Linked DNA regions of Homo sapiens: all the other regions are linked to region 1. The links are chromatin contacts, found by Hi-C or POLR2A ChIA-PET in ENCODE. All regions are on one chromosome and are shown on one strand. Each heading gives the region's core, a stretch centred on a gene start or an enhancer-like site at or near the end of the contact. The rest is flanking DNA. Distances are from core to core; before and after follow the strand shown. Region 1 holds the start of B3GALNT2 (beta-1,3-N-acetylgalactosaminyltransferase 2). Region 2 overlaps TARBP1 (tRNA guanosine 2 -O-methyltransferase TARBP1). Region 3 holds the start of LGALS8-AS1 (LGALS8 antisense RNA 1). Region 4 holds the start of SLC35F3-AS1 (SLC35F3 antisense RNA 1). Region 5 holds the start of MTR (5-methyltetrahydrofolate-homocysteine methyltransferase). Region 6 has its middle 20 kb from the start of TARBP1. Region 7 holds the start of HEATR1 (HEAT repeat containing 1).

Evidence for each region. A loop is a pair of places that touch in the nucleus more often than their neighbours do. ChIA-PET counts read pairs that join two places held with the same protein, here RNA polymerase II (POLR2A). Pooled maps may share reads with other maps.
Region 2: a pooled map shows a loop between it and region 1 (4-fold over the local background). The contact joins the enhancer-like site here to the promoter of B3GALNT2 in region 1. A Hi-C loop is called at or near these places in 8 of 50 pooled maps. POLR2A ChIA-PET finds 5 or more read pairs at or near these places in 2 of 52 experiments (B cell and T-cell).
Region 3: a map of B cell shows a loop between it and region 1 (10-fold over the local background). The contact joins the promoter of LGALS8-AS1 here to the promoter of B3GALNT2 in region 1. A Hi-C loop is called at or near these places in 8 of 168 maps with a recorded cell type or tissue (B cell, CD8-positive, alpha-beta T cell, ascending aorta and 5 more) and 21 of 50 pooled maps. POLR2A ChIA-PET finds 5 or more read pairs at or near these places in 2 of 52 experiments (MCF 10A and activated T-cell).
Region 4: a pooled map shows a loop between it and region 1 (7-fold over the local background). The contact joins the promoter of SLC35F3-AS1 here to the promoter of B3GALNT2 in region 1. A Hi-C loop is called at or near these places in 2 of 37 single-sample maps with no recorded cell type and 2 of 50 pooled maps.
Region 5: a map of B cell shows a loop between it and region 1 (32-fold over the local background). The contact joins the promoter of MTR here to the promoter of B3GALNT2 in region 1. A Hi-C loop is called at or near these places in 7 of 168 maps with a recorded cell type or tissue (B cell, CD14-positive monocyte, CD4-positive, alpha-beta T cell and 3 more), 2 of 37 single-sample maps with no recorded cell type and 20 of 50 pooled maps. POLR2A ChIA-PET finds 5 or more read pairs at or near these places in 3 of 52 experiments (CD4-positive, alpha-beta T cell, MCF 10A and activated T-cell).
Region 6: a loop to region 1 is called in a map of ascending aorta, with 7 times the contacts of the local background. The contact joins the enhancer-like site here to the promoter of B3GALNT2 in region 1. A Hi-C loop is called at or near these places in 3 of 168 maps with a recorded cell type or tissue (PC-9, ascending aorta and mammary epithelial cell), 14 of 37 single-sample maps with no recorded cell type and 16 of 50 pooled maps. POLR2A ChIA-PET finds 5 or more read pairs at or near these places in 4 of 52 experiments (A549, T-cell, activated CD4-positive, alpha-beta T cell and 1 more).
Region 7: a loop to region 1 is called in a map of endothelial cell of umbilical vein, with 25 times the contacts of the local background. The contact joins the promoter of HEATR1 here to the promoter of B3GALNT2 in region 1. A Hi-C loop is called at or near these places in 5 of 168 maps with a recorded cell type or tissue (B cell, CD4-positive, alpha-beta memory T cell, endothelial cell of umbilical vein and 2 more) and 15 of 50 pooled maps. POLR2A ChIA-PET finds 5 or more read pairs at or near these places in 1 of 52 experiments (CD4-positive, alpha-beta T cell).

The regions. Positions count from the first base shown.
Region 1 is chr1:235,503,177-235,505,876 of GRCh38, reverse strand. It overlaps B3GALNT2 (beta-1,3-N-acetylgalactosaminyltransferase 2), which reads left to right and starts at 1,425. Exons shown (of 12, transcript NM_152490.5): 1 at 1,425-1,736. The coding sequence starts at 1,625. RefSeq lists enhancers at 827-946, 647-1,323 and a silencer at 1,257-1,896.
Region 2 is chr1:234,399,573-234,402,272 of GRCh38, reverse strand. It overlaps TARBP1 (tRNA guanosine 2 -O-methyltransferase TARBP1), which reads left to right. Exons shown (of 30, transcript NM_005646.4): 25 at 1,011-1,092. Among named protein-coding and RNA genes, the nearest start is that of COA6-AS1, 27 kb to the right of the region's middle. Within about 2 kb of position 1,317, at least 5 of the 41 ENCODE cell types and tissues checked have a DNase peak (open chromatin) inside an H3K27ac peak, as active enhancers do; they include B cell, where a contact is called at or near this core.
Region 3 is chr1:236,523,116-236,525,815 of GRCh38, reverse strand. It overlaps LGALS8-AS1 (LGALS8 antisense RNA 1), which reads left to right and starts at 1,308. Exons shown (of 1, transcript NR_034040.1): 1 at 1,308-2,700. LGALS8 (galectin 8) reads right to left here and starts at 1,834. Exons shown (of 10, transcript NM_201544.4): 1 at 1,755-1,834. RefSeq lists a silencer at 1,492-1,541.
Region 4 is chr1:234,271,610-234,274,309 of GRCh38, reverse strand. It overlaps SLC35F3-AS1 (SLC35F3 antisense RNA 1), which reads left to right and starts at 1,288. Exons shown (of 2, transcript NR_183711.1): 1 at 1,288-2,108. All of the region lies in intron 3 of SLC35F3 (solute carrier family 35 member F3), which reads right to left. It overlaps LOC105373206 (a long non-coding RNA gene), which reads right to left and starts at 1,247. Exons shown (of 2, transcript XR_949283.4): 1 at 427-1,247; 2 at 1-142.
Region 5 is chr1:236,793,845-236,796,544 of GRCh38, reverse strand. It overlaps MTR (5-methyltetrahydrofolate-homocysteine methyltransferase), which reads right to left and starts at 1,253. Exons shown (of 33, transcript NM_000254.3): 1 at 808-1,253. The coding sequence starts at 841. RefSeq lists enhancers at 648-837, 938-1,227.
Region 6 is chr1:234,497,965-234,500,664 of GRCh38, reverse strand. No RefSeq gene overlaps it. Among named protein-coding and RNA genes, the nearest start is that of TARBP1, 20 kb to the right of the region's middle. RefSeq lists enhancers at 614-703, 1,114-1,163, 1,204-1,253, 1,248-1,542. Within about 2 kb of position 1,409, at least 35 of the 41 ENCODE cell types and tissues checked have a DNase peak (open chromatin) inside an H3K27ac peak, as active enhancers do; they include PC-9, ascending aorta and mammary epithelial cell, where a contact is called at or near this core.
Region 7 is chr1:236,603,243-236,605,942 of GRCh38, reverse strand. It overlaps HEATR1 (HEAT repeat containing 1), which reads left to right and starts at 1,427. Exons shown (of 45, transcript NM_018072.6): 1 at 1,427-1,521; 2 at 1,816-1,989; 3 at 2,567-2,700. The coding sequence starts at 1,848. RefSeq lists an enhancer at 1,227-1,486.

The DNA of each region.
Region 1 (2,700 bases), core at 176-2,675:
GTGATCCGCCCACCTCGGCCTCCCAAAGTGCTGGGATTACACGCATGAGCCACGGCGAGCCAAAGTACTTTTTTCCCTTAAGCCTGTTTGAGTTGGGTCTTCTGTCATCCAAGACTTTTTTTCAATAATACAGTCACCTTCTGTTTCCACACTTGTGGAAACTTAAAAAAAAAAAAAAAAAAACCGCGGCCGAGCGCGGTGGCTCACGCCTGTAATCCAAGCATTTTGGGAGGCCGAGGCGGGCGGATCACCTGAGGTCAGGAGCTGGAGACCAGCCTGGCCAACATGGCGAAACCTCGTCTCTACAAAAAAAATACAAAAATTAGCTGGGCGCAGTGGCGGGCGCCTGTAATCCCAGCCACTCAGGAGGCTGAGGCAGGAGAATCGCTTGAACCCAGGAGGCGGAGGTTGCAGCGAGCCGAGATCGCGCCATTGCACTACAGCTTGGGTGACAGAGTGAGACTCCGTCTCAAAAACAAAAGCAGAAACAAAAACCGCCCCATAGCCCAGCCGCTCGTTCTCATCCTTCTCTCCCATCCTCACCCCAGTGCCTTCACCGCCCCGTCCCCGCTTTCCGGCTGCCTCGGCGCGGGCCTGGTGGGCCAGGAGGGCTCCCACCCGGGGCAAAGCCTCAAGACGCGGGGCCGGCGTTCTCCCTGGAAGGCTCGCTGCGGCCACCCTTCCCCAGGTCCCCGGAGCCCACGTTCTCCCAGCTCGCCCGGCTCCCGTTTCGCTCCCAGCTCCAGTATGAACCCGGAGCACGTGCAGTTCTACCCTGATTGGCTCGTCATCATCGTGTTCCACAGCCTAGTCCCCAGCTCGCTGTCTGTCACCCTGCGTTCCCAGAGCACAGAACCGGGCAAAGAGCCGGGAACCCACGGCACCAGAGCTAATCCCTGATGAGTCACCGCTCCAGGCGCGGACACTCGGGCTTCCTCGCCCCACTCTACGGGCCAAGGAGACGTCAGCAGGATCCCACCTCCCACAGCAGTCGAGCAAGAGAGCACGCGGAACAAAGGAGCTCTGCGTGATTTCACACAAGAGCCACTCGGATTTCCTTCAAATCTGAGGCAAAGCGCATTTCCCTTCGCGGCTCCGGGCAGCCTCCGAGCACCGGGTCTCCGGCACTACCTCCCCTGGGCCGTGGGGTGGCAGCAAACGTCAAGGGGGATGCGCATGCTCTGTGTGGGGCCTCGCCCTTCGCCCCCGCGGCCGCCGAGTGACGGAAGCGCGTGCTTAGGCTCATGGGAAATGTGGTTTCTAAACCGCGGGCGCCCCCTGCCTGGGCCCAGAGCGGGACTTCAGCTCCCGGCCGGCTGGCTGGCGCGTGTGGAAACGCGGGAGGAGAGGGCGGGGCGAGTGGGAGAAAAGGTGGGCGGAGCCGGTGGGAAGGCCAGGCGGAGGGGGCGGGGCTTCGGCCGGCTAAGCCGCGGCCACCCGCGGTCTGAGGGACCGGAGGAGCGGGGCCGGGAGCTGCGAGGAGCCCCCCAGACGTCGCCGAGCGCGAGGGCGGGCGTGCTCGGAGTGGTCGCTCGTCAGCCGCCGCCCCTCAGTCTCCGCACTTGCAGGTCCCCTCCCTCTCCGCCGGGACGCGGGAGAGCCCGGCTCGCGGCGGGGGCGGCCAATGCGAAACTGGCTGGTGCTGCTGTGCCCGTGTGTGCTCGGGGCCGCGCTGCACCTCTGGCTGCGGCTGCGCTCCCCGCCGCCCGCCTGCGCCTCCGGGGCCGGCCCTGCAGGTGAGGTCCTGGGGCCGGGCGGGTTGGCGGCCGCCGGGGGGGTGGGAGGCCCGGCTTGGTGCCGCGGGGCTTCGCCGGGAATTGTTGGAGGCGGGGGAAGGGCCAAACGCGACGGTCCCCAGACGAAACAAACGGCTCTTTTCATCCTTGGAGCGTTAACATCGGGCAAACTTGAGGGAGCTTTTCTCTTTTCGTGTCCCCGCCTCTTCTCACTTCCCCGTTTCCCTTAACGCCCGCAGAGCCGGCGCCCGCAGTTGCAAGTCCTTCGCCTGTCCCCAGGCCTGGTTAGTGATGTCCGACGCCGCCCGTTCGCCCGGGAGCGGAACCTCGTGTGCCCTTCAGCCGCCAGCGCTTTCTGCTTTGGGAGCTCTGGCTCTGAAGTTGTTTTCTTCCCCCCCAAGTTGTTGGTCTTTCTCGGTCAAGACTGGGGTTTTAGTGCCGTGGATAATGTGTGTGCGTGTTTTCAAAGGTGGCTCGGTTTTGCTTTTAAGGAATAACTTTGCTGTAAGAATATACTGTAGTTCGTATTCTTGGATTATGATGTAAGTCGGTTAAACAAATCTAGACATGAAATAGGGCATGGCCGAGAGTTGGAGTTGTTCCTGTGAGTTTGGATCGCATAACCTGCTAATGCAGTTTACATGGAAATATCAAATTCTTTAACGATCGTGTCCATTTGCTCTAAAACTTAATCTCTCGTAGGAATGAAACCTTTGTTCTTGTTTCGCGTCACAGCCTAATAGAATGCTTTACTTACGGTGCCCAGCGGATTGTTTTGTTAGTGGGTTCCACCACCCTGAACACTACTTTAGCTTTCCCTGTATCTCTTGTCTTCTTCTTTAAGGGCTTGCCCTAGAACATGAAAGAAACCTAGAAAGCTCTTTTAAATATTATGTAATACTTAATTTTGTAACTATACTGGGACTTTTTTCCCTTACCATCTCTCCCCAAAACAGCTGTTTTC
Region 2 (2,700 bases), core at 68-2,567, 1.1 Mb after region 1:
CAGTGCAGAAAGGCATCGAATGAAAACGAGACAGTCTCCTTCCTTCTCCCACCAAAGGTGAAACTCCAGTAAACTTGCTTTTCTTTTAACAGCTACCTAATATTCCATTTGCCTTAGGATATCGCTTGAGTCCATTACTGATGGACACTTTAATAAGGTTTTGTTTTGTTTTTTAAGACTAGATACAAAAGCCCTTTTGAAAAGGCTGAAGGAAAGGCTAGAATAGAGAAGAGGGGAGATGCGGAAGTTGGGGGAGATAGGGCAAAACCCAGGGGAATGGGATCTGTTGCGGGGCAGGGTATTGCCCTTTGAAGAGAGACTCTTGACAGTGAAGGAGAAAAGAGGACAGGTGGGTAAGGAGGTGGCAGGAAGAAGAAAGATCTCTCACTCCTGTCTCCTGTGATGTGTGAGGCATGGCTGTCTGCTGATAGTGAGAGGGTTGGGGAGGGCATAGGAACTCCAGGGAGTGAAGAAGACACACTGGTCAGGGCAGGAGCGTGATCTTGCCAGAAAAATGTCTTGAAATTGCTGCTTAGTTTATGGGTTGATGATCATGAATTTTATCTGAAACCTGCCTGCCATATTGTATAACTTTTATCCCTACCTTTTTTGCCTTTTAAAACATAAACTTGACAACAGATGTTTTAAAAATTTAAACGCTGCTCATAGTAAATTTGTTTGGTTTGTGAAAGTAGGTACAACTTGGCTGCATGGTATGAGTCTTTGGAGTAGAAAAGGTGACTTTTATGTAATGGTTTTCTCTCCTGGAAAAAAGAGTTTTCTGCCAGACATAGGTTTAAGGTTCCATTTCAAAATGTGAAATTTATTAAGTGTCAGTTTTTAAAGTATGTATTGATCTTGGAGAGGTGTGTATAAATCTTAGGATAAAGTTCATAAAATTTTCTGTTCCTTCTCAACTCTGCAGCCACCCTTTAAGATACTGAATTGATTCTCCCCTCACCAGAGTTGTTTCATTTGTCTGTGGCTCATACCATATTTTTAATCCTTAGGAATGCCAAGAAGAATTGGCAACGCATTCAGGAGCATTTCTTTTTTGCAACATTTCACCCACTCAAGGATTATTGTCTAGAGGTGAGTAGAGAATATCATTTGTAAATTCTCTATTGTATCTTTAATCCTGATGCTTCCTTTCTGCTTTTGTTGAAGGGTTGTGATTAGGGTAAAGTTTTTTTCTTGCTTACAAACATCACCTTAACATTTTAAAGTTCTAAGTTTAACTTTGTCACTTTATGCAGATGACTTGCTTTCATTTCACTCTTAAGCAGTGAAAATTGGCTAGTCATTTTCACTTTCTATTTCTCAGGCAGTGTCTGGCTTGTAAACAATGGAAGGGAATATTTAACTCTAAACAGAAATCTGTTCTGACATTAAAAGGAAATGAGTGAGAACATTTGTGCAGGTGAGATTTCATTGTACTGAAGCCCATTGTTAATGAAAGAACAAAAAGATATACTTTTTTGTTAATGGCAATTTTTAGGTTCTGGGTAATGAGAATTGTATAGGAGATGATACATCACCTCACTGACTGTAACAAAATGTGCTTATATAATTTTAAGAACCATAAACATGCTTATTATGATTAACATGTAAATTAATTCAATATGTAAATCATTAGACATTGCATAAATTATGATACCTTCTCCCTTTTTCAACTGTAATTATAATGTGCTGCCCTTGAATTTAAATCACTGACCTAGGGCTTTTCCTCTGAAGAACTTATAAGTTATTGGTAACTTAAGCTGCTGTGCATAAGCAATTTTTTTGGTGGATTACTAAGATTATTGATAAACTGATCTGTAAAAAAGTATAGATCTATATATTGCAAGATATGCATCCTAGAACACTAATGTGTATTTTCTGCTGCTTCACTGCAAATATCATTTAGGATTTTTCAAAGATTTTAATATGCTCTGCTCTGTGTTCTTTAGCGCCCAGAATGCTTTGTCCGGCATCTTTCTGCAGGACTCCTCTAGTCACTCTAGTGTTAAGTCAACCTTTTTCTATTCAGTCTTCCAACAGGAGTAAGTCCTTTGCCTCCCTCCTGCCCTCCCTCATCCTTACCTTTGACCACCTCACTCTCATATGTTTTATGATTTATTCTCCAGTCATGAAATGAATTAAAGGTGTATGTGTAAATAAAATAATGGGGCTTAATTGTTCATAGGAACTGTATCTCTTCATGTATTTGTTTTTTTTTTGTTTTTATTTTATTATTATTATACTTTAAGTTTTAGGTTACATGTGCACAATGTGCAGGTTAGTTACATATGTATAAATGTGCCATGGTCGTGTGCTGCACCCACCAACTCGTCATCTAGCATTAGGTATATCTCCTAAAGCTATCCCTCCCCCCCTCCCCCCACCCCACAACAGTCCCCAGAGTGTAATGTTCCCCTTCCTGTGTCCGTGTGTTCTCATTGTTCAGTTTCCACCTATGAGTGAGAATATGCGGTGTTTGGTTTTTCGTTCTTGCGATAGTTTACTGAGAATGATGATTTCCAATTTCATCCATGTCCCTACAAAGGACATGAACTCATCATTTTTTATGGCCTCATAGTATTCCATGGTGTATATGTGCCACATTTTCTTAATCCAGTCTATCATTGTTGGACATTTGGGTTGGTTCCAAGTCTTTGCTATTGTGAATAGTGCCGCAATAAACATACGTGTGCATGTGTC
Region 3 (2,700 bases), core at 59-2,558, 1.0 Mb before region 1:
GTGTGCTCATATACTAAATAATTTTGGATTGTGAGTGTAGGAAATATTGACTTAAAAAATACATCAGTAGAAAATTTCTAACATGGAATTTATTATTAAAAATACTAAAATAGGCCAGGCATGGTGGCTCACACCTGTAATCCCAGCACTTTGGGAGGCCAAGGCGGGTGGATCACCTGAGGTTCAGGAGTTAGAGACCAGCCTGACCAATATGGTGAAATCCCATCCCTACTAAAAATACAAAAATTAGCCAGACGTAGTGGCATGCACCTGTAGTCCCAGCTACTCAGGAGGCTGAGACAGGAGAATTGCTTGAACCTGGGAGACGGAGGTTGAAGTGAGCCGAGATTGTGCCACTGCACTCCAGCCTGGGCAACAGAACGAGACTCCATCTCAAAAAAAAAAAAAAATTTAATTAATTAATGGTAAATACTAATCAAACAGTCCCGTACAATTACCAGAGGTATTCATTTAGATTTTCATTTCCATAAAATGAGAATTACAGTATTCACATCATTGGTTTGTTCTGAGGATTGAGTTAATAAAACAGCGAAAGAGTAAGCGCTATGTTAGCTATTATTATTGTGAATAGAAAGAATTGCTCTTCCTCCTCCAATTTAAACAAATCAAAGTAGGGAAAAATCCAATACTTTTAATACTATTAAGATACGGTTTTCTCTGTTGCTTAAAAAAATAATAATCACAGGGCAGGGGAGTGTTGGAAAGCATCAGCCACATTTTTTAAGATAAAAGCACTCATGGACACTACACTACATTTAATAGCTCCAGGAAAAACTCGACTTTAAGCAGAACTAAAGGGGAAATGAAACCAGAGCTTCCTGTATTTTACTTCCAGCAATTCTGTCATTATACTGCACACCAACAATACACACCGATCAAATCTATCACTTTTTCTTTATTAAGAAAAAAAACTGTATCCCTCTTGGTTTACCACCTAAATATAGCCCCATGTCATTAACTTAATTCGTTAGTCAAAACCTCAAAACTCTGGCTCCGTGACTCAATTCAGGAAGTAAGAACAAGAGCAAAAAGAATGGATGCCGAGTTGCCATACACATGTATAATAACAAGCCAGTGACCCAATTTAAGCCATCTGCTTGCATTAAATCACGCAACCCCCGAAGTATCCCCAGGGACAGGTCCCGCCAGCATGAACACTTCGTATGCATCACAAGCAGCCATCACTTAAGTTTCACGTACGGTCAAAGGAAGTCACATGACTTGCGCTTTGCAATGTTTAACACTGCAGTCAAATGACTCGGCATCCTAAAGAGCGTGTTAGAGGCAGGGAACGCAATGGAGGTCACTCCACTGTCACTACAAATTCCGGGAAGGAAACTTCCCCAGATTCCTCCACTTGGAGGTGGCGCTCGGCCTCAGGCTAGGAGGGAACAGGTGAGAAAGCAGCCCAGGTGGGGTGGGTTTGCAGCGAGGAGACACCCCAGGGCAAACAGCCTGACCCCAGCCAGGGATGTCCAAGAAAGGCCGCGACTCCTGATAATCCCTTATGCCCCGGAGCGCCTCGCCTGCAGAGGCAGCGTCCCCGCCACCCAGCCCCGGCTCTGCCGCGGTGAGGACCGGCGGGTCGGGGTGGACTGGACACTGTCCCACCCATCAAATGGTGATTTAGGAGCCGTGACATCCGAATGCCATCCTCCACTGGCGAGACCCTCAGAGCAGCCACGCCTCTAGCGACTGCCCCGCCACCCGAGGCCGGGGGTCGCGCGACTCACCCAAAGACTGGTGTTTCAGGCGCTCCACGGAGCAGGTTGTTTGTCAGCAGCTAAGTGCCGTCAGGGTTCCCGGCTCTGGCGTCCGTGGGCGGCTACGGGAAGCGACAGGAGTCAGTCCTCGTTCACTTCCCGGCTCGCGCGCCTCACTGCTGTGGTCTCCCCACCCTCCCCGCGCCCCGCCTTCTGTGTCTGGGGCGTCCCTGGCGGCTCTGCTGGGTTTTGGACAGGGACCCGCCGCTGATCGCCACCCAGCTCGGCCTCCTGCACAGCCTCTGGAGCCTTGGACCGCGACTGGCTTGCTGTGGGACGAGCACAGAGGGATAAGGACAAAGAATGTGTCCTGGGTGGATCTGGCTGCCTTTGCCCGGAAGGCGGAGTGGGGTGGGAGGTGGTAGGAAAATGGGAAGGAAAGAAAAGAAAGGTGGGCCGACGTCCACCTGGCTGTTCCAGGCCTCCAGGTCTAGGAGGGAGGGCGCTCGGGGCTGGGACTTTTCAGGACCAGGGTGGTCACCGCACAGGCCCCGCCTGCCTGGACCAAGCGCTGGCCTTCCCGGGGCGCCCAGGTCCACGGGGTCAACGCCAGGGTTTTCTCAGCTTCCTCGTCTGCCTCGGATCCAAGTCCAGACAGTGCCAGAAGAGACTTGGAGGCGCTGCTTTTTGACAGTACACACCTCTGTATGCAGGTGAAACGGTGGGGGAAGGGTTCAGTACGCTGGACTGTGCCCAGCCCAAGCTCCCCATCCGTTAGTGATAACTTGGACTCGCAGCCACTCCGCGTCACTCGCCAGTTATCCTGCGTGTGGGTGTTTTCTCCAAATTGGACACTTAGGGAACAGTTTAAGCAGTATGGAGCACAATTCTGTGCCTATTAGATGCTCTTAAATACCCGACTTCTCAGGGCCCTACACTGACTGATAGTTTGACCTATTGGCTGTAAACACACCAG
Region 4 (2,700 bases), core at 39-2,538, 1.2 Mb after region 1:
AAAAACCAGGCTGATGAATTAAAAATCTCTTTGGTGACGCTGAATACACAGACTGTGCAGCGTGTTGGTGAAATGGAGAAGAAGTTGAAGACCTCACAAAACGGTCTTTTAATTAAGATTTTTGTATTTGTTCTCCAGCTGCCTGGAAATTCCAATAAGACAGTTTTAATTAGAACCAACGTTCACATTTCCCCCTGAGAACTATCAACATTTCGCTAACCCCAATTTTTAAGAATCAAGCTATGGAGACCATAGATAACTGACTTTGTATCTGTTTTTCCTTTTAAAAGTGGAGTTCAATGCATGTGATGGTTTTTTTTTAACCAAAACACTATCCAGCATGTGGCCTATTTTGTACACAAATGCTACCATGTGCAGCATGTAATGAGTATGCGGTCCACAGTCACTTGTGCTGGTCAGTCTTACCTTTTGCTTCATCTGGATGCCTCCGGGAGCTGGATTGTGGCACCCTTAAGCAGGGGGACTTTCCAGACTGTGTGTATTCCTCCCAAGCCCTCAAGTATCCTAAAAATCATTTCATGAATCCTCCATCAAGTCCCCATTTCTCCATTCAGATGCCCCCGATTCCTTCCCTGCTCCAGACCCTCAACACCTTGTGCATGATGAATTGTAGCAATCCTTCTGAAGGCCTTCTGAAGCCATCCTTCTGAGGCCATCCAGCCTTCACCTGACCTCTTGTGAAGTCTTGCATAATTTAGAATCTGTATCACGTAATTTATAACTCAAATTTTCACGATCCTGAAAGATGGAGTATTATTTTGTGATAGCAGGATGTGCTTCTGGCCTTCCTGCTGCCTCTTCAAAAATGCTCAGCACAAACCTAAGTTCTTGGCTACTCCAGATAGGGGGGCAGGACAGACTGCTGGAATTGTAGGGAGGCTCGTGGGAGGGGGGTTGCCTGGGCTTGCGTTCCCTGCATCCCCTGTACCACTCACACCGGTGTGGGCCCTTCTGGGCAGTCATCAATAAAGAAAGTCAAAGAAAGCCATCGCCAAGCTTCTGAAGACTTATAGGCAACAGCCTGTATAAGGGATAGTAAAAATAAGTAGACACAGCTGGCAGTCAGACGTCTGGGTTTGGAAATAATGATTCAAATCGATGCATTGAAGGTAGGAGTGCCAACTCCAGAGAACCAGGCAGGGACAGCTGGAGTGAGCCCATGCTGGCAATTCCCTGAATGCAGCAGGTGTCAGATGATGACATAATGCACACATGATTCAATAATGGATTAGGGAATACAAGGAAAAGGTGACAGAAAAGCAAGAGAGGGATCCGAGGAGTGCCGACCAGAGAGGCAGTTCATGTAGCCTCATTAGTAAAGCCCCCAGGGGCTGTGACTGTCCTGCGCGGGCTTCCAAGTCCACCTGAGAGTTCTGATGCTGTGCTGACCCCATGGCACATCAGGGGCAGCGAGCCTGCTGTCCACACTGGCTGGGAGAAGCAGCAGCCAGGCAAGAGAACAACAAACAGGGGCAGGCAGCCACCCACCAAGAGGACATGTGGAACCAGGCAGCACGCCATTTGGAAAGCAAGTCTATATGGGAGTGGTCACTATCATGGAAAGGAAAAAGAATGGGAAAACCTGAGATTTAAGAAAGACCCAATGCTGTTCTAGAAGCATCTTCAGAAAGAGCAATAAAGCTTCTTTGGGGAAGTCACAGGACACAGACTCTCCAGGGTGGAAGGGATCTTGAAGAGCACAGAGGCCAAGTCCTCATCCATCTCTCGACTTCCTTCATGACTCATCTGAAGACGGCTGGATTGGTCTATGTCTGTACCCTACCCTCACCCCACAATCCCAGTCCACCCTATCTCAGAACAATTTCAAATGCAGGGGAGGATCAGAGATGAAGATGTTACTCCAAAAGTATACATGCAAAGATGTTCTGGAAGTGCTACTTCTTAACTTGTCTGGTCTTATAGTCTGTGGTTGAAGTGAGTTTCTCCACTTCTAGAACGCTTTAGGTCTTGTTTCCTGTCCTCTTTGAAAAGTTTTATTAATAATTACGTGCTGCCCTTCTATTACTCCTACTTTCCATACCCTGGAAAGTATACACGGTTCTAGAATATTCCATTAGGAGGGCCAGGTAAGGATTCTTAAATATGAATGGATTTTATCATTCTCTGCCTGTTGTCTTCACACATTTGTTTCTTTCTTTTTTTGAGACAGAGTCTCGCTCTGTTGCCCAGGCTGGAGTGCAATGGCATGATCTTGGCTCACTACAGCCTCTGCATCCTGAGCTCAAATGATCCTCCTGCCTCAGCCTGTCAAGTAGCTGGCACTACAGGCATGCTCCACCATGCCTGGCTAATTTTTGTATTTTTTTGTAGAGACGGGGTTTTGCCATGTTGTCCAGGCTGGTCTTGAACTCCTGGACTCAAGCGATCCACCCACCTTCGCCTCCCAAAGTTCTGGGATTACAGACCTGAGCCACTGCATCTGGCCTTGTTCTCTTCACACATTTCTTAAATGGAGCTCAATCCCTGCACTCATTAATTGAAGGTCAAGGAATTATCATTATTCACTGGGATCATGGTACCAGATTGATTTACTAGCAATATTTTAGTTTTTCTTTGTGTACAAAGTCTATTCATGATATGATAAAACCTGAGACACAAATCTCAATGAATGAAGTTCTTGCTTTCGGCAAATGTATTATTATTAAATAACATCAATGC
Region 5 (2,700 bases), core at 4-2,503, 1.3 Mb before region 1:
CCTGAAGCTAAACATCCCCACTATGTGATAGGATATTTACTGTTTTGTACTTATCACTAATTCTCGTTTCTACATCTCCTCACCCGTTTTTACGGGTGTATTTGTCCTCAAATTATAATCAGGCATGACCTTAGAGATCTAGAGCTCGTTATAAAGCTAACATTACGTTCAGTTCTCGTGCTAAACTAGCTTTTTCTCACTGTTGATCCCAGGGCCACCAACATCAGAATCGCTTGAAATTACTACCTCCCATTTCGGTATCTGGAGGTGGGGTCTGCTCATCTATTTTAACATAGTGAGTCTATGCATATTGCAGTTTTGCAGCAGCGTGCGTAGAAGCAGAAAATAAAAAGTTCCATGTAGTAGTTTTAAATAGTTCTCTGAGTTTCCTCGTCTGTCTCTCCGCGCCTGAACTTTCTTTCGCAGTAGGTGCGCAATACATATTTACGAATAAGCGTCACACCATGCAAAAAAAAAAACTTCCAGAGGGCCCAGCTGGTTTATGCTGCGTGGAACTGGAAAGTTTAGTTACTGTGACGTTAAGAATGTGTTTCGGGGGCGAGGGGAGGACGCTTTTTGCAGGTTTTGATGGCTTGCCTGGGGAGAAAGAGGTGAAGGTCGGACAAAGAGTGGAGCAAAACACGTAGCCCTCCGGGCTCCTGCGCTAAGTTCTAAAGGTGCCGCCCACACGCGGGGAAACACCGCCGGGCGTCTCCCGCCGCAGAAGGGAATCGCCCCAGGGATTAGGAGGCCACAGCACGAGTTAAGAAACACAACCCAACCACGCAGACGGGGTCGCAGCGTTACCGGGTTGCGACAGGTCTTGGAGCGCGGGTGACATGTTGTCGAGTCTCCTCCTTGCGCAGAGGGCGCGGCAGAGAAGACGTGCTCTCCACAGGTGACGACGGCCAAGGGCCACGCCAGCCAGCGCCAGGCGAGCCTGCCACACAAGGCCCGGGTCTTTTGACGCCTCCCGTTGGCTCGCGTCGCGGGGGGACTGCGGACCCCGAAAGCCCGCAGCGCCCTAGGGCCTCTCTCGGGGCTGGGCGCGGCAACTGCTGGAGCACGTGCTTTCTTCCCGGGTACCCGGCCAGTCCTTGGTGTCGGCCTAGCAGCCAGACACGCGCGGCCAGAGGCGGAGTCGCGGGACGGCACGGAAAAGGACCCAAGAGAAAACCGGCAGAGGAGGACGACGTGACATCCGGCTCTGAGCCCCGCAGACATTTAGAACCTTTCAGAGCGCGGTTAGTTCTGCGCTCAATCTATCCTCGGCGTGGGAGGTCCCGCCCCTTCCGGCCTGTGATTGGTCTGCCCGAGCTCCTCGCAGCCGCATTGGCTGTCAATATCAACCAATCACCTGCTGTTTAGCCCCGGGGCTCTCTGGGAGATGTAGTCCCGCTCCCCAGTTTCCCGCGGGAGCTTTTCGCGTCTCTGTGTGCCCAGGATCCGGAAGTGTAAGCCTAAGTGGCCCCTCTAAGGAAAAGTCACAGCGCCAAGTTCGTGCTGATCTCGACACGCTGTGTGGTGTCGAGCCTGAAATTTTAGTTCCGTTTTGCTGTTGACTTGCGCTGGGCAAGACAGTTAACCTCTCAGTCTCCACACTCTACAAACAAGAATGATAGGATGGTAGTAATTAGAATTTTTTAGGGTTGTAGTAGGCGTTAAATGAGATCGTTTGACCGCGCTATGAAAACTCTGAATTACCATATGGGGGTGTTAATTGTAACTTATTGACAGTAAACATATATTGAGCACCTACTATGTGTCAGGCATTGGGGCACACACTTGGAATGCAAAATCAGACAAGCTACATCGCACCCTCACGTCCTTGGAGGAGGAACTCACAACCTAGTTAGATTAATAATTGAACAGGGAAAAAAGAACCACATACATTTTAAAAGAGCTAGAGTATTCAAAGGGGCCAGGGAAAGGTTTCAAAGAAGAATCTGGGTCCTGAAGGAAGAGTGGTACCAGGTAAGGTTGTTCCAGTCAGGAGAAGCTCCCTGTGTACAACACAGCACTTTAGGGAATTCTAAAATAAAGGGCAGCTCTGTAAGGCCGAGCATGGTAGATGTGAGAAAAAGCAAATTCATCTAGAAAAATCTCTGTAAGGCTGAGCATGGTAGATGTAAGGAAAAGCAAATGCATCCAGAAAAATAAAAACTATAACCAAATTATGACATTTACTAAGCTTTAAAAAAGGCACAAATTTGCATGCCATTCTCATTTTATTGTATGTAATTATACCTCAATTTTGAAGATTTGAAAAATTATTATAATGCGTATCACATTCTTACCAAGACCATCTTACCAAAGATGGTCTTACTTGGAAGGTGGGGGGAATGGAGTAGGTGAGAGAGAATGCAACAAAGAAGGGAGGGAGGAATGAGATGGCCCTAAATAGCCAAAAATCTTAAGATTATAAGGGCTAGGGTGAGAGTAGGTGAGGGATAAACGACTACACATTGGGTGCAGTGTCCACTGCCTAGGTGATGGGTGCACCAAACTCTCAAATCACCACTAAAGAACTTATTCATGTAACCAAACACCACCTGCTCCCCAAAAACCTATTGAAATAAATAAGTTAAAAAAAAAGAAGAAGAAAAGGAGGAAAGAAAAAAAAGCAAGGTCTTCTATGCTGAACTTATTAAATTATTTATCCAGGCTTGATAAATCATGATGGTTTTCTCATATTTATTA
Region 6 (2,700 bases), core at 160-2,659, 1.0 Mb after region 1:
GAATGCTGGAAAAGAGATTCATGCATTATTTAGAGCATTCGTCTAAATGCCCTCCCAGATCCCTTCTAACTCCATGAGGTCCCATGAGTCTGTGAAATGCATGGGCAAAGGAAGAGGAACTGAGGCTTTGAAATCAGATATACCTAGTTCCAATTCCTAGTTCTCAAGTTTACTAGTTGTGTGACTTTGGGTGAGCTGCTTAACCTCATAGGAGCCTAGAGTCCTCATCTAAAAACCTGGGCCAGTGCCAACTACCAAGCCATGACTGTGAGGATTAAATGAGACATCACTTCCATAAAAACACGGAACAGAGTGTGAGGCATACAGCAGGTGCCAAGGTAGATATTAGATCCTGCTTTTCATTATTGGTGCAAGTTTCTGATGGGTCAAACATGCAGGCTGTTGTATATTTGAATATTGCTTCAGTCTTCACTTCCACGGTTTTATTTCAAAAAGAGAAAGAAGGAAGGAAATAAACAGAAACTGTCAGAGGCCCTTCGGAAATCATCACTCATCCATTGAAATGTGCTTTCCATTCAAAAACTACCTTATTAATTATTCATTGCTTTTGGAACTGAAAATGAGAACAGAGCTTAAGACCCAGAGTTGGACAAGAACAGTGTTCCAACTGCTTGATTTCTGTCATTTCCTGGTTTCTACGCAGTACCTCCCAAAATCTGAGATTTGCAGTTTTGGGAGTCGAGAGAACTTTAGGCTTGATGATCAGTCAGGTTTAGTCAGGTTTAGCCAATGCCCTGGAATGACTGTTCTCTTTACTTTCATTTCCACTCCCGGCACCGCATTTCTGGGGGATTATTTCACTGCATGGGTGGCCCGAGTCCCTTGGCCTTCAGCCTTATGGCTCATTCCACCGCTCTGGGCAAGCCATAACCACCCGAACATGCAAGTCTTTCTTTTGTGCCCCAGTGGCATGAGTAACATCATTAACTCTTCAGGGCCGAGGTTTGGGATTAGGTAAAAATCTTACATCCCCCCGTGTTTGCAGTCAGAACACCAGAGTAACAACAGGGTGTTTGCGGGGCTTGTTTTCACGCCAGAAATGAGGTTGCCCTAACACACAATCCTTAAGATGTTTTTTCCCTAACGATTGTCTTCACCAGGATCGTGGGTTACAAAATGGAAGCTCAGTGCTTCCTGCTTCGAGTTCCAGTAGAACAAACATGCAAGAGACTCCTCGGCTTGGAAACTCTTCAAACCAGGGAAGGGCTGCTGATGTGTCCCCAGGAGGGGAAGGGCAGGAGGAGCACAGTTGTGCAGGGGGGTGTTTCACATGCTTCTCTAAAGAAGAGCTTCCTAAAGTGTAAAAAGGCTGGGGAAAGACACATTTCCCAAGGCCTGGGGCCAGTGCGGGGACAAACGCGAGGCTGGCGCACGTGCATTGCGGGTTCCGCGCGCCATCTGGTGGCTTCGGGCTGACATTGGGCGCACCATCCGGGCTTTTACCCCATTGACAGACCTCATAGAAGGAACCCATTGCGGGCGATAAAGTTCTGCTGGAAGTGATCACCAGGGCCCCCAAAGGAAGACACCGAGGGCCAGATGTTCCGAATTCCACTCCTTATTCTACAACTGGATACTGAAAGCCTCAGGTTCTCTTTGACAAGGGGGCACTGATCCTTCCTTCAGGACCAGCCTTCCTATCACACAGCAACATAAGCACTCGGCTCTGGGCAGTGTGGCCCCTCTGTGCCTTGCTTTCCACATCATGACGCCACATGACGGGCCACAGGAGTCTTCCCTTCGCCCCTACCTGGAACGCGTGTATTCCCTTCCAGCCTTGTGAATCCCACAGTTCTCAAGGCTCAGTCCACAGGCATCTTTATATCCTTAGAATATTTGCCTCATATTTTGTTCATACTAGTGTTTCCAAAGTGTGTTCCAAGAATGATGGTGTTATTAATCAGAATTGTATCTCTTTTTGAAAAGGCATTCAAAGTTTGGGAAAGTCAGGGTTACGCAAAGGTTAAACAGACCTGATTGCAGGATATCTCAGGAGCATGACACATACTGAGAATGTAGTGGATTTCTAAGAAGGAACTACAGTTTGCTATAGTTTCTAAACTTGTTTGACATCAAAACCTTCCTCCTATCTCCACCTTTGAAATGTATCTTGCAAATATTGCATCTAATAAAACAATTTTAAGGAAAAATAGCATCCTGTTCACTTGACCCAAGATTATGTAGCTGTCTTTTTAAAACTGGAAGACATCTGCATTCGTTTGCTAGGGCTATTATATTGCCTCACGGTTGTGGATGCTGAAGATCCAAGGCCAATGTGTTGGCAGGGTTGGTTTCTTCTGAGGCCCCTCTCCTTGGCTTATAGATGGTCGTCTTCTCTCTGTGTTACCACATGGTCTTCCCTCTGTGCCTATCTGTGTCCTAGTTGCCTTCTCTTTTCTTCATTGTTTCTTCTTCTTCTCCTTCTTCTTTTTTTTTTTTTTTTTTTTGAGATGGGGGTCTCACTATGTTGCCCAGGCTGGTCTCAAACTCCTGAGCTCAAGTGATCCTTCTGCCTCAGCCTCCCAAAGTGCTGAGATTACAGGAATGAGCCACTGTGCCCAGTCCTAATTTTCTCTTCTTATAAGGACATCGGTCATATTGGGTTAGGACCCACCAACATGACCTCATTTTACCTTAATCACCCTTTTAATGTCCCTATGTCCAACTACAGTTACATTC
Region 7 (2,700 bases), core at 178-2,677, 1.1 Mb before region 1:
AACAGTCAGTAGAAATACTAATAACTGAAGAAAATATTTGGTTGTTTTAAATGCTTTTAAAGCAAACCAACAACAAAAGATTCTGTTTGTAAATGGGAGAGAATCTGCATGAGGTATAGACAACCAGGGCCTCCAAATTTGTAGCTGTGTTTCTGACATTCTCCAGGGAAGACGGTTACAGAAAGACTTGACCCCCTGGCCCCGCAGAGCTCTTCAGAGAAATTAATGCATCCAGAAAAGACAGAGCATCAGATCTCACTCCTTCGTCTGGAAGACGTCAGTTCATCCTAGTTCTAGCGCATACCGGTGTTTTGGAAACAGATTAGCTATATTCATACATAAGGATACTCTTCCGCAACACTATCTGTAGTGAGGCCAAGACCAGTGGTTGCGGGAATCTTCGCAAACAGGCAAGAGACAATTTTTAGGGGCGATGGAAACTGTCATTTTGACTGGGGAGGTCATTACACCTATACATGCATTTGCTAAAAGTCATCAAACTCTTCCACTGACGTGGGTGTAACCATTGTTTGTAAATTATACCTCAACAGGATTCGATTAATTTATTTATTGAGACAGTCTCGCTCTGTGGAGTGCAGTGGTGCAATCTTGGCCCACTGCAACCTCCGACTCCCGGGTTCCAGCGATTCTTCTGTCTCAGCTTTCCTAGTAGCTGGGATTACAGGCGCCCGCCACCACGTCCGGCTAATTCTTTTATTTTTAGTAGAGACGGGGTTTCGCTATGTTGGCCAGGCTGGTCCCGAACTCCTGACCTCAGGTGATCAGCTCGCCTGAGCTTCCCAAAGTGCTCGGATTACAGGCCGCGCCTGACTATGATTCGTTTTGAAAGAAAAAAATATATGCCATTTACCCCTCGGGAATGGAAACATAGAGGAGTGACAAGATCTCCCCCAAGCTCTGGGGCGGTGGAGTCCAGCATTTATAGATCGGTTTGCACTAGGAGCAGAAGCTCCTTTCACGACAATCTCGGCCTCTTCCCACTTTGTAGAGTGAGTAACAAGCTCGGAGAGATGAAATAATTTGGTGGCGTTAACCCGGCCGACAGGCGCCAGCGCCAGGATTTGAACCCAAACCACGTGACTTCACAACCCATAGCTTTCAACACTACGCGGTGCTGCTGGCACCTAGTAAAGGCTGGATCACTACTGAATGAATGATTCTGGCTACGGATCCTTAAAGCCCACAGAAGGCCCATCCAGAGACCGAAAGCTTCAGACACAAGCCGCAGAGCAGACCGCTAAACCGGAGCTACAGAGGCGAAGCTCAGACTTGAGCCTGAGTCCGGCGGGCTGAGGGGCGGGCTTTCGTCTCGGGAGGCGGAGCTGTCTCGTCGCATTCCCGGCAAGCTTGAACCTCTTCACTTGCCGTAGCGCCTGCAGCAGGAAGTTGCTCTACAGCATGCCTTAGGTTTCCGGGTGAGGGTTGGGCTCCTTGGTACCATGTGGGAAGCGCTGTGAAGAGTTGTTGCCTTCCAAGATATACCCAAATTCCCAGTTCCAGGTAAGCGGCACAGAGCCGCTTGATGTGGCTGCGGATGGGGGCGGCATATCGAGGGAGGGTAAGAGTTTTCCGGATATCTGCGGAATCAGGGTTGAAGGAAAGCCTTGGCGCGGTCGCCGCTACTGTAATTAGTTGTTAACGCTGCTGCCATCGTCTTTGCATCTCCGGGGTCCACAAATCTCAGGACACCCGCGTTGTGTGTCCATGACGGTGCTGAGTGCAGAAGAGAATTGTTTGTTTACGAGGCGCCTTATAATTTCGTAGAAACTTATCAAAGTGCTTACGTTTTTTTAGCCCGTGTCATTAAAACTCCGCTGGCGTGAAAGATGACGTCCTTAGCCCAGCAGCTGCAACGACTCGCCCTCCCTCAAAGTGATGCCAGCCTCTTATCTAGAGATGAAGTTGCTTCTTTGTTATTTGACCCTAAGGAAGCGGCCACAATCGACAGGGACACCGCCTTCGCCATTGGTGAGCCATCTTTTAACTTAGAAAAGCTCTTGGAAGCGTTTGTTTTCTGGATGTTACTGTTTTTTTTTTTTCCCCTTGTTTTCTCTTCTGTCCCGTCCTCTTCCTTAGCAGTTTCTAGCATGTTGATGTATATTTTTAAGGGAAAGAGAACATAACAGTCAGGTGCTTGGTGCTTGAAATGTTTATGAGTAGAGGTATCTGGATTTCACAGATGAAGAAACAAAATTAGAGAGGTCAACTAATATGTCAAAGAGAAGAACAGCTAAAAGGGGGATGGAGGCAGTGACTGGGGTGACGGAGAAGTCCTCTCAGAGGACTGGCCTAGTTATTGTAGGGGATATCCAAAAAAAAAAAAAAAAAAGTGTTCCCTGCCACGAAGTACTTTCTGTTCTAGTAGATGAGATAGGATTTACTCTAAAAGTTGAAAACTAGAAATCAGTGTTTGGGACTGTATTATAAATTATATGTACTTAAAGAATTCAGAAACTTCTTAGGGGTAAGTAAAACTGTAAAAGAGGGGTGGGATGAATTTGCTTACGAAGAATTGTTAAATAAACTGGCCTTTTTTGAAATTTAGGATGTACTGGCCTGGAAGAGTTGCTTGGAATTGATCCTTCCTTTGAGCAGTTTGAAGCACCGTTGTTCAGTCAGCTAGCAAAAACCTTGGAGCGAAGTGTTCAGACCAAAGCAGTAAACAAACAGTTGGATGAA